Linked DNA regions of Homo sapiens: region 2 is linked to region 1. The links are chromatin contacts, found by Hi-C or POLR2A ChIA-PET in ENCODE. All regions are on one chromosome and are shown on one strand. The core of a region is the stretch at or near the end of the contact, and the rest is flanking DNA. Distances in the headings are between cores, read along the strand shown.

The links. A loop is a pair of places that touch in the nucleus more often than their neighbours do. ChIA-PET counts read pairs that join two places held with the same protein, here RNA polymerase II (POLR2A). Pooled maps may share reads with other maps.
Region 2: a map of right lobe of liver shows a loop between it and region 1 (3-fold over the local background). The contact joins two enhancer-like sites. A Hi-C loop is called at or near these places in 48 of 168 maps with a recorded cell type or tissue (Calu3, HepG2, IMR-90 and 29 more), 1 of 37 single-sample maps with no recorded cell type and 19 of 50 pooled maps. POLR2A ChIA-PET finds 5 or more read pairs at or near these places in 7 of 52 experiments (AG04450, CD8-positive, alpha-beta memory T cell, K562 and 4 more).

The regions. Positions count from the first base shown.
Region 1 is chr6:159,980,719-159,987,132 of GRCh38, reverse strand. The region is part of intron 1 of IGF2R (insulin like growth factor 2 receptor); the gene reads right to left. Among named protein-coding and RNA genes, the nearest start is that of IGF2R, 15 kb to the right of the region's middle. RefSeq lists silencers at 2,342-2,636, 3,642-3,936 and enhancers at 3,815-4,054, 4,802-4,971, 5,162-5,271, 5,282-5,331, 6,164-6,414. Within about 2 kb of position 5,077, at least 28 of the 41 ENCODE cell types and tissues checked have a DNase peak (open chromatin) inside an H3K27ac peak, as active enhancers do; they include ascending aorta, gastrocnemius medialis, psoas muscle and 1 more, where a contact is called at or near this core.
Region 2 is chr6:160,039,096-160,045,509 of GRCh38, reverse strand. IGF2R (insulin like growth factor 2 receptor) reads right to left here. Exons shown (of 48, transcript NM_000876.4): 11 at 4,786-4,950; 12 at 2,222-2,362; 13 at 853-996. Among named protein-coding and RNA genes, the nearest start is that of AIRN, 35 kb to the right of the region's middle. Within about 2 kb of position 3,774, at least 7 of the 41 ENCODE cell types and tissues checked have a DNase peak (open chromatin) inside an H3K27ac peak, as active enhancers do; they include ascending aorta, gastrocnemius medialis, psoas muscle and 1 more, where a contact is called at or near this core.

The sequences.
Region 1 (6,414 bases), core at 3,828-6,327:
AGATTAAAGGCCAAGCCCCTAGAATGGCCTAAGCTAAAATCATTCTTAAAATTAACTTGATATTAAAGTTTAAAAGCACCATGATCACATTATAGAACTAGAAAATGGTTTCAGAAGCAATAAAATTATTACAGACTAAATAAAATGTAATGATATCTTTGAGGAATAATAAATTTTTTGTCTGAAAGTTTGTCTGTTAGAAAATTCTCTACCTGAAGTGAACATGTACAGCCAGAATTAGGAAACTATTCCAAACAGTATGGTTCATTTAACAGCCAAGCAAATGAAACCATTCAGCTGAGATTCCCAGAAAAAGCCTACATTCTAGACTAAGTTATCTGAGCTTACACAAGTAAAGACTTAAGAAAAAAGCCAACAGAAAAAAAAAAAAAGAGATCAATATATTCAATCAAAGAGAAAACTAAGCTGTAACAGTAAGATGTTAAATGTTAGCAACAAACAAGCTTCTGGAAGAAAGTATCTGCAAGCTGTGTGGAAACACCGTCTTCACTCAAACACACACAAAAGAATGTGTTGAATACATTTTCTGAAAGAAAGAACTTCAGGCCATGCGCAGTGGCACATGCCTGTAATCACAGCACTTTGGGAGGCCAAGGTGGGAGGATCACTTGAGGTCAGGAGTTCGAGACCAGCCTGGCCAACATGGTGAAACCCTGAATCTACTTAAAAAAAAAAAAAAAACACACACACACACACACACACACACACAAAAATTAGCCAGGCATGGTCGCGCACGCTTATAGTCCCAACTACTCGGGAGGCTGAGGCACGAGAATAGCTTGAATCCAGGAGGTGGAGGTTGCAGTGAGCCGAGATCGCACCACTGCACTCCAGACTGGGTGACAGAGTGAGACTCCATCTCAAAAAAAAAAAAAAAAAGTTCTGCAGCAGGATAGGTAAGAAAGCCCAGTGAGCATTTTCCTGAAACTCTGTCAAGTCTTCTAAAAGTCACTGACTCTATGCTGTATTCCATCTCAACTGAAGGAAACCAGCGGGACACAGGAGAGGAGCGGGGAGAACTGCAAAGGCCCCCACAGAAGCGGCTTGTCCACTGGAAACAACCCAGGATCCCTGTCCGTTGTCCCAGTTGTACAAAATTCAGTGACCATCCTCAAGGGAGGCAGCCTGATTTTAGTTAAAATCACTCTTCTGGATGCAAAACCATCTTTCCAAGAACGCTGGTTCTTCAAAACCATCACTCTGGGACAGAAAATGTTCTAGAAAATCAGCAAAAATAAGTAAAATCTTTGCTATTCTATGTCATTTTTCAGAGCGTAAAACAGTTAGCCAATGGTCCCTCTCTCATTCTCAAAAAATCCAAATGCACTCCAAAGGCCAGCCTGACAGCTGGAGAGACACACATGTGCTGCAGCAGCTCCTCCAGACAGTGCTCCCCGGCTGAATCCACAGCTCCAGCACTAGCTGCCATGGCACTTCATACAGCTCAGTGGTGGCATTTTCTGAAGTGTCTGTTATCCCCAATGACACCGTCACTCTGGGACAGTAATGTCTTCCCTCCTGGAGCAATGACTGGCAGATGCAGGATCAGCATCTCTACTGATGGCTTGAGAAGGAAACTGGCCAGTGGCTAAGAACGCATGACAGCACGGCTCTCACCCACACAGCTAACATGTGAGCCAAATCTCCCCACAGAACGTGATGCCATTATCCAACCCTCCCAAGTTCCTCAGCTTTGAAGCCAAATATCCCAAGGCTCAGAATGAGGAACTTGCCCAACATCACGGAATTATAAAGTGAAGAATTAACCTAGGCGGTGTGAGGCCCACGGGTGAGTCCTTAACCAATTAGGTAAACGGCTTCATTTATTTTCCATTTAAAGAAATGGTTTTAACTTTTCAGAAAACATTTAGTTTCAGTTACAACACAAAAACTGGCAAAACATTCCACAAAACTTTAGTTTAAATCTTGTCACAATAAATGCCATTAAAAGGACAGACTCTGTATGGCATAAAGATCTCTGAGTTCCTATTATATTGCCAACCATCTACACAACTTGATTCAATAAAATGCTAGTCATATAGAAAAATTACAGTTATCCCTTCGCAGCACCTTGTAATCACAGATACAAGACCCCCAGTAGAGGCCTGGAACCAGGAATACGGTTTCGGATATGGTTTTTCCTTTACATACATACCCATGATTAAGTTTAATTTATAAATTAGTTGTAAAAGATTAACAACTAATAATAAAATAGCACAATTATAACTGTAATAAAAGGTATGTGAATGTGGCATCTCTCTCTCAAAATATCTTCATATTTTCAGACTGCAAGTGACCATGGGTAACTGAAACCTCAGGAAGTGTAACTGCTGATGGGGGGACTGGTTTATAGTCACTCACTTAATGGCGATACGTCATCAGAAATGTGTCATGAGGCAATTCTGTCACTGCTCAAACATCATCGAGTGTATCTGCACACACATAGATGGTGTCGCCTACTACAAACCTAGGCTATATGGTATGTCCTATTGTTCCCAGGCTACAAACCCACACAGCATGACGCTGCACTGAATACCCCAGGCAACTGTAACATGTGACACATATCTAAACGTAGAAAAGGTGCAGCAAAGATATGGTATAAAGGATTAAAATGGCACACTTGCCTAGGGCACTTATAATGAATGGAGCCTGCAGGACTGGAAGCGGCTCTGGGTGAGTCAGTGAGTGAGTGGACCTAAAGGCCTAGGACCTGACTGGACGCTTTCATAAGACTGGTAGCGCAGTGGGTTCGTTTACAGCAGTATTACCACAAACATGTGACTAATGCATTGTGCTACGACATTACAATGGCTACAGCATCACTAGGTGATAAGAATTGTTCAGCTTCATCCTAATCTTCTAGGACCAAGGTCATTTATGCAGACTGTAGTTTATGCAGTCCGTCATTGGCCAAAACGCTTCTCTTCTCGTTTTTAATGTCATGGATACTACTTATATCGTAAAGGCAGAATTCTCAGAATGGTTGAACCCATCTGAGGACAGCCTCTATGAAAAAGCTGTGAACTGTCTGAAGATTCAGACCACATCACATCATGCTGATCAACAGATCATATGCTTTTCCTTGCTCAACTTCTTCCCCAAGCTTAAACTTCTGCTACTCTATACTCCCAGTCCAGTTCTGCTTTCTCTTCTGCACAGTGTGAATTGCCAAACACCAGAGCATTGCCTTCCACAACCTCTCTTCCCATACCCAACTGGTTTCCATGGAAATAATATCAAGTCCCTCAGCCGGCTCCTTCCCACTGGCTGCACTGTCCTTGCTATTTCTATGTAAGCAGCTTGTGAACTCTACAAACAAGGTCCACATCTATATTGTCTTCCTCAACTCAGATGCACACTCTCCTTTAATGAGACTACTCAGCTCAGCAGAGTCCAACAGTGACACAACTCAGAAACATTCTACAATCAAACCATCAGGCCCAGCAGGAAACGGGGAGCAGCAGAAGTCAAATACAAGGCAAATGACTTTAGAAGATCTCTGCTTTTAAAGCAAAGTCTGTGGCAGAAACATACCCTATTTTTTTAATTTAACAAGGGCAATTAATTTAACCATATAAACCAAGCACACAGTCGGAATCTTTCCCATAAAGAAAGCTCAGATACTGTTTTGCTCCTGACTGTAATCTCACTGCTTCTGCTGAAACTATCCTGGAGAACTGCAGTCAGTCCACGCCTGTTCAGAAGTACAGAGGTTCCATTTTAACCTCATTTGCTTGAAATTTCATAATATCCTGAAAGGTGTTGGCAGATTACCAATTAGAAGGAAGCACACAAGTAACAGACTGTCAGCTGGTTAACCCAGAGACAGGAAGGTGTTTCTACTTTCCTGCTACTGTTCCAGCAAGGGCCGCAATCGAAACCCACCCTGGTCCAGACGAAACCAATCGAGGGGCTGCAATGAAGAAGTCAATGTAGCCCCAGGCCGACACAGCTGCCTAGAGTTCAAAAAGCTTAAAACAGAGATGCAGAGCCATCTCCACTGAGTGAGTTCTAAATGTCTGTCCAAAAATGAAAAATAAAAAATTCAAAATACAATGTCATAGGGATACAGATATAGAATATCTTTAAACTGACATTGGTATCTTAATATGACACCTCTCAGAGTTTTCATATATGCCATCACTCAATGCTTGCAAAACCACAATAGCTTGCAAGATGTAATTTGGAGTTCTTTCCTTTTAAAAACAGCTAGCATCTAAAGTATGTAAAATTCTATGATCAAAATATATGGTATGCTCAATCTCTTAAAGAAAATAAATCTTAGAAAACTGGGTTCCTTCCCTTCAACACAAAACATCTCCATGAAGTATCACTCTGTCCCTTCCTCATTTATTGCCATATATCCAAACTCTTTTAAAATATATCTTAGTTTCCTCAGTCCCTGTGAATCTTGGGGTTATGCTAATGGTCATGTAACTATTAAACATTTTACTACTGGCCTGCAATTAATAAAGCAAGATAAAGGCAGGATGGGATCAGTAATAATAAAAGTAGGCACGTGTGAATCTGTAATTTGGTTTCCTTAAAAGACAGAAACCCAGTTGGTGACACATAAGTGAAATTCACATAACAAGATACATGGTCACTAGCTAGAGAAATGTTTCTCTGAGTCTACAGCAAGCAACAAATCTAACATGTTGGAGACAAAGAGAATGTGAAGTGTTTCCAACCTGAACATCCAAAAAAGATTCTCCTACTTTCGACATGCACGCAAGTCCTCTAACAGAGTATTCAAGAAATCACCTGGCTCACTACTGTCCCTCAACAGTATCAGACAGTGTTTCAGCTCATACATATCCAGCACAGTCACCTTCAGAAATCCAGACCAGTCTCCTTAACTAAGGAGAAAGGGAAAAAACAGCAAGGAAGAGGAGCAAGGAGGCAGGGTTCCCACACTGGACCTTGGGAGCAGAATGTCAAGAGCCTAAGGTAACCACTGTCGTCAACAACTTGCTGTTGCCTACACTAAAAGAGAAACAATCTGATTTGCATGAAGACTCCTACCCCGAGCTGAAGGCTGGGGAAGCACGTGAGTTTGACACAGCATGGCCAGAGCTTATATAGGAAGTACTTCACTTCCTATTCTAACAAACCCACAAAGCTGTGGACAAAGATACAGGGCCGACAAATACAAATAAATAGAAGCAGGGAAATGCCAAACGTCAGCCTTTGGTTTTCCCTGAGAGGTATGCAGGGTCTGGAAGGAAGCCCGGTGTATGGAGAGGGATCCGGCTGGAAGCCCTAAGTCAAACACGACATCTAAGTTGATGTCAGAGCCCAGGGAACCAGGGCAGGCAATGGGGACTGCGTAACAGAGGTCACCTGGAATAGAGAGGGGGCACGCTACCCTAAGAAAGGTGCCATGAAGGGCCTGGGCCAGATTCCTGCCCCAGCGCTGACTAACAAGCTGTGTGAGCCAGTCTCTCCCAGCTCAACTTCCTCGACAAAACTCAGCTAGCCTACAAGGTCATTGTGAGGAGAAAACCACCACCAGGAACACAGAGCTATCGAAACAGACTATGATCTAAAGCTTTCATTTGAATCCAGAGAGAGAGTTGGACTGCTTAAAAACTAAGTTTACAAAAAAAGGTGAGTTGGCTGGGGGCGGGGGGTGCCCTCTGAAAGGAGTGTCACATGACACTGGCAAGGAACTGGAGGGAGAGACGGGCAGGCCCCTGTCCGGAGGCATCTCCTAGGAGCTGATGAAGACAGAGACACACGCACTCAGACAAACACACTCACACACACACACTCAGACACACACACTTGCACTCACAGACACTCAGACACACACACTTGCACTCACACACTCGTGCACTCACACACGCACTCACGCACACATACACACTCAACTGCCTCCTGGGACCTCTCAGGACAAGGATGCCACTCTGGCCTGCCCGCCCTGCACCATCCACAACAGAGACAGGTGAGTCCAGAGCTTCCAGCAGAAGAGCAGCAGGGGAAACAGAACAAGGGCAAACACACCAGGGTGTGGCGTTCCCAGGAGGTGGGCAAGTGCCCTCCACAACAGAAAGCTACCACAAAAATGGCTGGTCCTCTCTGCTATCCTTGGCTCAGATCAACTCAACAGTACAGGATGCAGGCCAGTATTTCAACCCTAAACCCTGCTCCGTGATGATTTTCTTCCAATCAGAGCAATTACCTGGGCGGTCTCATACTTTGCTCCTCATGTATAAAGAAGAGTTGTAGATGGGCTAAACTCCCTGCTTTGCCATGTGGATGTCTGAGGCCAACCGCCTTTAAGGACAATCCAGCCCCCAGCGCAGAATTCAGACCTTAATGTTCAGCCCCCTACTCTCCCTGTCACCAAGGTCCCAGAAAACCCTCCCAGACCCAGGGCCCTTCCTGGAG
Region 2 (6,414 bases), core at 2,525-5,024, 60 kb before region 1:
TAATGGGAACTGAGTTTCAGTCTGGGAGGATCAAAAAGTTCTGGAGATGGATGGTGGTGGTATTACACAACAATGTCACCAAGCTACACACTTAAAAGCAGTTAGGATGGTACATTTTACGTTATGTTGTATATTTTACCATATAAAACAAACAAACAAAATGACCCTAGCTTCTGACTTTATCCCACAGCTGGGAACTTATCCAAAGGAAATATTTCAATGGGAGGTAGAGAGAGGATACATAATAGCACAATTAGCAACACTGGAAACGCGCTATTAATCCAACAATAAGGAAAATGTTCAAAAATAGTAAAACCACACCATGTCAACAAGGAAGTTCCTAAAAATTATTAATGGAACTGTGAAACATAGAAAAGTATTTACAAAATACTACACTTTGAGAAACATTAAGATTTGTTACCATAAAAATTTTGACTTGGTAAAAACAACATACATCTATAAATAAAGGTAATGAAAATTAACATTGTGTTTAAGTGGTGAGATCACGGGCAATGTTTTAAACCATTTATGATTTTTTTCCCCTTTGAAGGAAGTTAAGTAACCACATGACTGGCCGAGTATCAGTCCCGAGGAAGAGGATACAGCGCTGAGACCCACAACTCCCTTCTGACACCATCTGGTTTCTCCATTTCTGATTTGGTTTTGAGGAGGGGATGAGGGAAAAATTCCAAATGACCTATCTCCCATCGCCAGAGTCTGGAACTCAAAATGCTGAACACCATGCCAATCTGTCTGATCAGCTTTGCAGTGACTGATGAGGAACAGAGATATGAAGAATGCAGGACCTCTGGCAGAAGCCAGAAAAGATTTCATCTTTTTTAAAATTTTTACCTGGCTTGCATACAAGTGTGATATTAGTTTTAATTTTCTTGCCATGACCACAATCATCACCATCTGAATAAGAGAGTTGAATGTTTCCTTTCTCTTTCATGGGAGAGGAAATAAATTTTCCCAGATTTTTACTTCCATTTTTATCTGGAAGAGAAAGGGGGAGAAAACAGAAGATGTGGTTAAAAATGATCATCACGCAGACAAAGAAGTGACTTAAAAAAAAAAGAAAGAAAGAGAAAGAAAGAAAGAAATCAGCCCAAACCCAGCACGTGCAGCCCTTCTCCAGCCCCCTGAACCCACCAAGGCAGCGGATGGGTTTCCCTAGAGTGCCACGTTTGGCTAGACATTAACAGCCACATTGGGGTCCTCCAGGGTCATCCATAGGTTCAGCCAGAAAGCGCCATGAAGGATGCACAATGCCCTTCCAGGGCAAGAAAGACCAAATGGCTTGCAACATGCATCAGCACCAACTGTAAACTGACATTGTCCCCTACTGTCAGGGCTTCAGCTACCCCAAGACACAAAGTCTTTTGAAAGCACAGCCACACAGCCAAAGGGTGAGAATGTGTCTCATATCCAAAGCAGAAATTAACGAAACCTGTTTAGCAACCCAAGCAGGAGGCCGCTTACTTCTTAGTTCACTTGCTTTTTGTTATAAAGGATTAAAACTCTGTTCCAAAGTCCTTCTTAGTAAAGACATGGACATGCCTGAACCTGCTTTTAAAGACACACCAGCAATTCTGAATACCGAGATAATTCCTAAAATCCAACGAGGCTCACAATTCCTTATTGAATGCTTTTAACAGATTCTCACTATTCTCATAGCCTGGCATTTTCAAAGTGAGTCATAAATGACAAAAATGAAGTGCTAAATACCTGTATCAAATAATTGAGAAGTCTCTGCATGACAGCTACGGGACCAAAACAATGACAGCAAAAGGAAGCGAAGCATGCAAGCCCCTCTTACACTAGGGCTACAGCTGAGATTACACTTCACTCAAGCCATAACTTTTGAACGATTCTAGGCAATAAAGTTGTTAAAAAATAAAATAAAATCACTTGTACACAAACACTGGCAATGTTATTCTTCAGGTTACAAACTAAAAAGATGATGTAGTATTTTCCACGTGGTTCCTTCTGTTCCCAGTTATGGCTTTAGCCCATGTCAGGGAGCTCTAGCCAACTTCAGGATTCCAGAGTGCATCAAGCAATTACTGACATTTGAGTTATGAATGAAAAATTTTTACCATCCTTCATGTGATTATAGAAAGAGGAGGCTTAGATGAACCACAGAAAGATCTTCTAACTCATTCCAAACTGGATGCCCTAGAAAAGCATCACCTAGATCTTCCATCCAGGCACAACTCACCCACTGCACACACTGCCGCGTCCTCGGGACACCCTCGTGCCTTGCCTTCCTGCAGCACTCTGTGACAAATATTAATGAAAAAATGCTTCTTCTCTGTTTCCGTCTGACTGCCATCCACAGCTTCCCAATTCTGCTCTGGTTCTGTAACAAAACAAAAGTGTATTTTAGCCAAAAGCAATGCTGATTTCTCTGAGTCACAGAATAAATAGTGATTAAGCCAAAAGTCAAGGGCTCAAAGTTCCCAAACCACTTCGTCACTCAATCCCCAGCGCTGTTTCTGGAACCCGGGCAGACTGAAAGCACAAAAATTCACCGAGATTCTCAGGTTTCTCATTTAATGTGACAGAAACAAACTACATCCCAATACTTCTTCAGAAGAGTAGGCCCAACTGGGGGACAGAGAACTGAACGGCAAAATTCTCCCAAGCCCCACAGTATGAAATTAGAAACTGAAAACCCAAATCAAGAAGCCAGCCTGTGTCTTGGGACGCAGTAGAGTGGTACATCATTGCTAGTACACCCCGCTTAACACCATTGCTAATACACCCCGCTCGGCCCCTGTGAAGGCCTGTGAAGCTAAAAGAAACCAGCAACCTCTTACACATCTGCAGACTGAGTGCAGGATGCAATGCATGCTACCACAGAAGACAAGCAAGGTACCACAGGTGGCCGCTGAACTCACAAGACTGGTGAGCTGGTCAGTGTGATCAGACACTGATTAGGCACCTGCAGGACGTGAGGGGGCACCAGCTGAGTGTCACCAGCACAGCAAGCAAGGGCGAGGGCATCCACAAAAAGCAAACCACACGGCGAACAGTCGCTGAAGGAGTAACTTACAAAGTGTGTCAAGGAGGAGGTAAAGATATAAAAATACACGTTCTCATTTGAAAATGCTCCCTTTGCAGGTTGGGTACTGGGGTTTGGAAGGCAAAACCCCATGACTCATCAGTGGTGATACAGTACATTTGGAGAAGTACTTTCCAATGTCAACAGCCTAAAAGAAACCATACAAGACTGTGCATGTGAACAAGGACCTGCCCTAAACACTGGAAGTCTGGGGTGGAGCCAGGTGGGCTGTAAAGTCTTAAGGGACTTCTTCAAGCAGTAAGGAATGGTTTTAGCTCTCCCTTCATAATTTACTTAGGGCTATCTACGCACAAATACCACGAAATACTGCAGATTCCAAGAAACCAGAGCTATGTCAGGAAGTCTGTAGATTGAAAAATGTATCTCTCCTTATCTCATAGATCCTAGGTTGTCTCTTATACACAGTAATGTTTAAAAAAAAAAAAGTTAACTTAAGGAATCTAACAGCACCACCCAGTTCACCGTAAGAAACCCGGGCCTGGAGAGCAGCTCGCTCAAGCAAATGTGGTTGGATGCGGCAACACCAGTCCTCAGCCAGGTCTCCAACTCTGCAGCTAGAACTCTTTCCACTTCACAGAAAACCAATGTCTTCACTAGCACACATGTGCCAGAATTAACTATGGCACCGTTCCCAGCAGCACACAGGGTGTTTAACCACAACAGCACTGCCAGCACTCCCTGCCCAGGCGGTTCACAGTGAGGCAGGTTCTCAAACACTCCACAAGAGGGATTCCTCTTTCTAACCTGGTATTTAGCAAACCAGGTGGGACTCAGAAGACAGGAGCAGCAGTGCTGTCACCCTGGCAGTTTTATTTTTCTTTAAAAAAAAACAAGATACATGTGGAGAACGTGCAGGTTTGTTACATAGGTATACATGTGCCATGGTGGTTTGCTGCACCTACTGATCCATCCTCTAAGTTCCCTCCCCTCACCCCCAACCCTAAACAGGCCATGGTGTGTGCTGTTCCCCTCTGTGCCCATGTGTTCTCAATGTTCAACTCCCACTTACGAGCGAGAACATACCGCCAGCAGTTCTGTGACTGTTCTGGGTGGTAATTACATGAGGCAAGTCATTCTCTCTGCTTCGGGTCATCTCCCCCTTACAGAGGCAACTGGCTTCTGTACACCTAATTTGAGCTGCCAAGAGGGTAAAACCAGAAATCCCCCCCATCAGATTATCCCTGCTTGAGACTCCCATTCTTATTATTCCACCTGCTCTGTTTCCTGCTAAATTCCAGGCCCCCAAGGACAGGGGTTGTGCTGTGGGGGGCGCTGCTGCCTCCTTGGCACCTCATCCGGTGCCTGCCGTGCAACAGCAAGCTCAGCCTCGAGTACAAGCCCACTGCACGCTGAGGCAGCGGTGAACAGCAGCCCAAGGTGCACATCCATCTGCCTAGAGGATCCAAACAGAAGAACCCCAGGGGGCAGAGGCTGCAGATCCCACCTCAGAGATGGAAGAGAGGCAGTGTGTAAAAGGGTGAAAACACAAGGTCAAAAATGCTGGTCTCAAATTCAGTTATTTCACCTCCCAGTCCAATGCTCCTTCTAATAATTCACACAGCCACATGAAAAAACTGGGGGAGGGCTGTGACGCAACCCACTGACAAAGAAAATAGTAACCGCATTTCCAAAAGTACTCATGGGAAAATGTTCCATGAGCATGTGGACTAAGACCCGCATGGCAAGGAGGGCAGTACCTGCATGGCGGACCAGCGCGGACAGGTCATAGCGCTTCTTCCCGTCGGTGGCACCGCAGAGGAGGTCTTCCTTCTCCTTAACACAGGCGTATTCCGTGTCCCATGTGAAGAAGTAGGTGCAGTCAACCTCCCCTGTGAATACAGGAGTTCCTTTCCCATCGTTACCTGCACAATTCAAGAGGAGAAATTTAAACTCCATACGTGACCAAAATTGAGGAACAGCTAAGGAGCAAGGAAGAAACTGAACAGGACCAATGCCAACTGCTCCGTTAAAAAATTCAGGTCCAGGTTTTTTTAGAGACCATGGGGATCTGAGTTGACACAGGCTTCTATTAAGCTTCAGATGCTTAACCCTAAGTCCTCGATGGCAGGCCAGCATGCCTTTCACCTTGGGAGACATTGACAGAAGGCTGTGTACAGCATCTCCAAAGATAAGATTAAAAGGGCAGGCAGGAGGAACGCAAGAGCAGTGAGTGGGATCCTCTGCTCCCGGGCTGTGGTCAGCTCCCAGAGGCTCCTGAACATCTCTGGGTGACACTGGGGACTCACAGAAAGGAGGACAGAAATGGAGCTCTAGTTCCCTGTGCACTGCTGACTTAGTGATGCGACTGTGAACAAGACAAGTTCTCTGGGACTCATCCCTAAAGTAAAACAAGAGTGGAAGCCATCTATAGTCAGTCGCTCCCAGTGAAGCACGCCAAGGTCCTATGCCAGCCCCACAATGTTAGCAGCACAACTCCAAACAGTGCTGAAATTCTGTGGTTCCGTCAGTGCACCTGTCTGTAACACCCTCCTCAAATCAAGCCTCTTCTTCCACCAAGAGTGAGCCACCCAGATTTCCCATCCATCAGCAGGAATAGTTCAGGCCTAAGTCTGAAAACCAGCTCTTCACAGGCCACGTCCCCATCCCATGGACGCTGAGATTCAGAGGCTTTGCTGACTTGCTCCTTGCTGGAAATCCTATCCCTGCACCTTTCCAGGCTAGGGGTCCGTGGGCACAACACTCCTTTTCCCACCCCTGATGGTTTCATAATCCTTGTCTGAGCCTCCCACCATGTGATCTGCCTTCTTGAGGTTTGGTATCATAAGCTAGGTAATGATCTAAGAAAACAGGAAGTAAGATTCTGTACCAAGAGCAAATGATATTTCAATTGTAATTTCTATCCAATCTTTAATATTATCATCACTATAATTATAATACCAGCCACAGCGGCAAACCTGTAGTGAGCACAATCTCAGCCAGGCACTGAGCTCAGCACCTCGGCTACATAAAGGCAAGCTGCAGAAGAACAGGCTCTGTTTAAGTACTTTCTTTATACAGTTACGTGCTGCATAACAACATTTGGTCAACAACAGACTGCATATAAAACGGTAGCCTCAAAAGATTATAGTATCGTATTTTTAGTGGACCTTTTCTATGTTTAGATATATTTAGATACTCAAATACTTACCGTTGTGTTACAAGTGCATGCAGTATTCAGTACACTCACATGCTATACACACTTGTAGCCCAGGAGCCAATAGGCTACACCATATAGCTTAGGTGTGCAGCAGGCTATACCATCTAGGTGTGTGTTAAGTACACTCTATGATGTTCACACAATGACAAAATCGCCTAATGACACATTT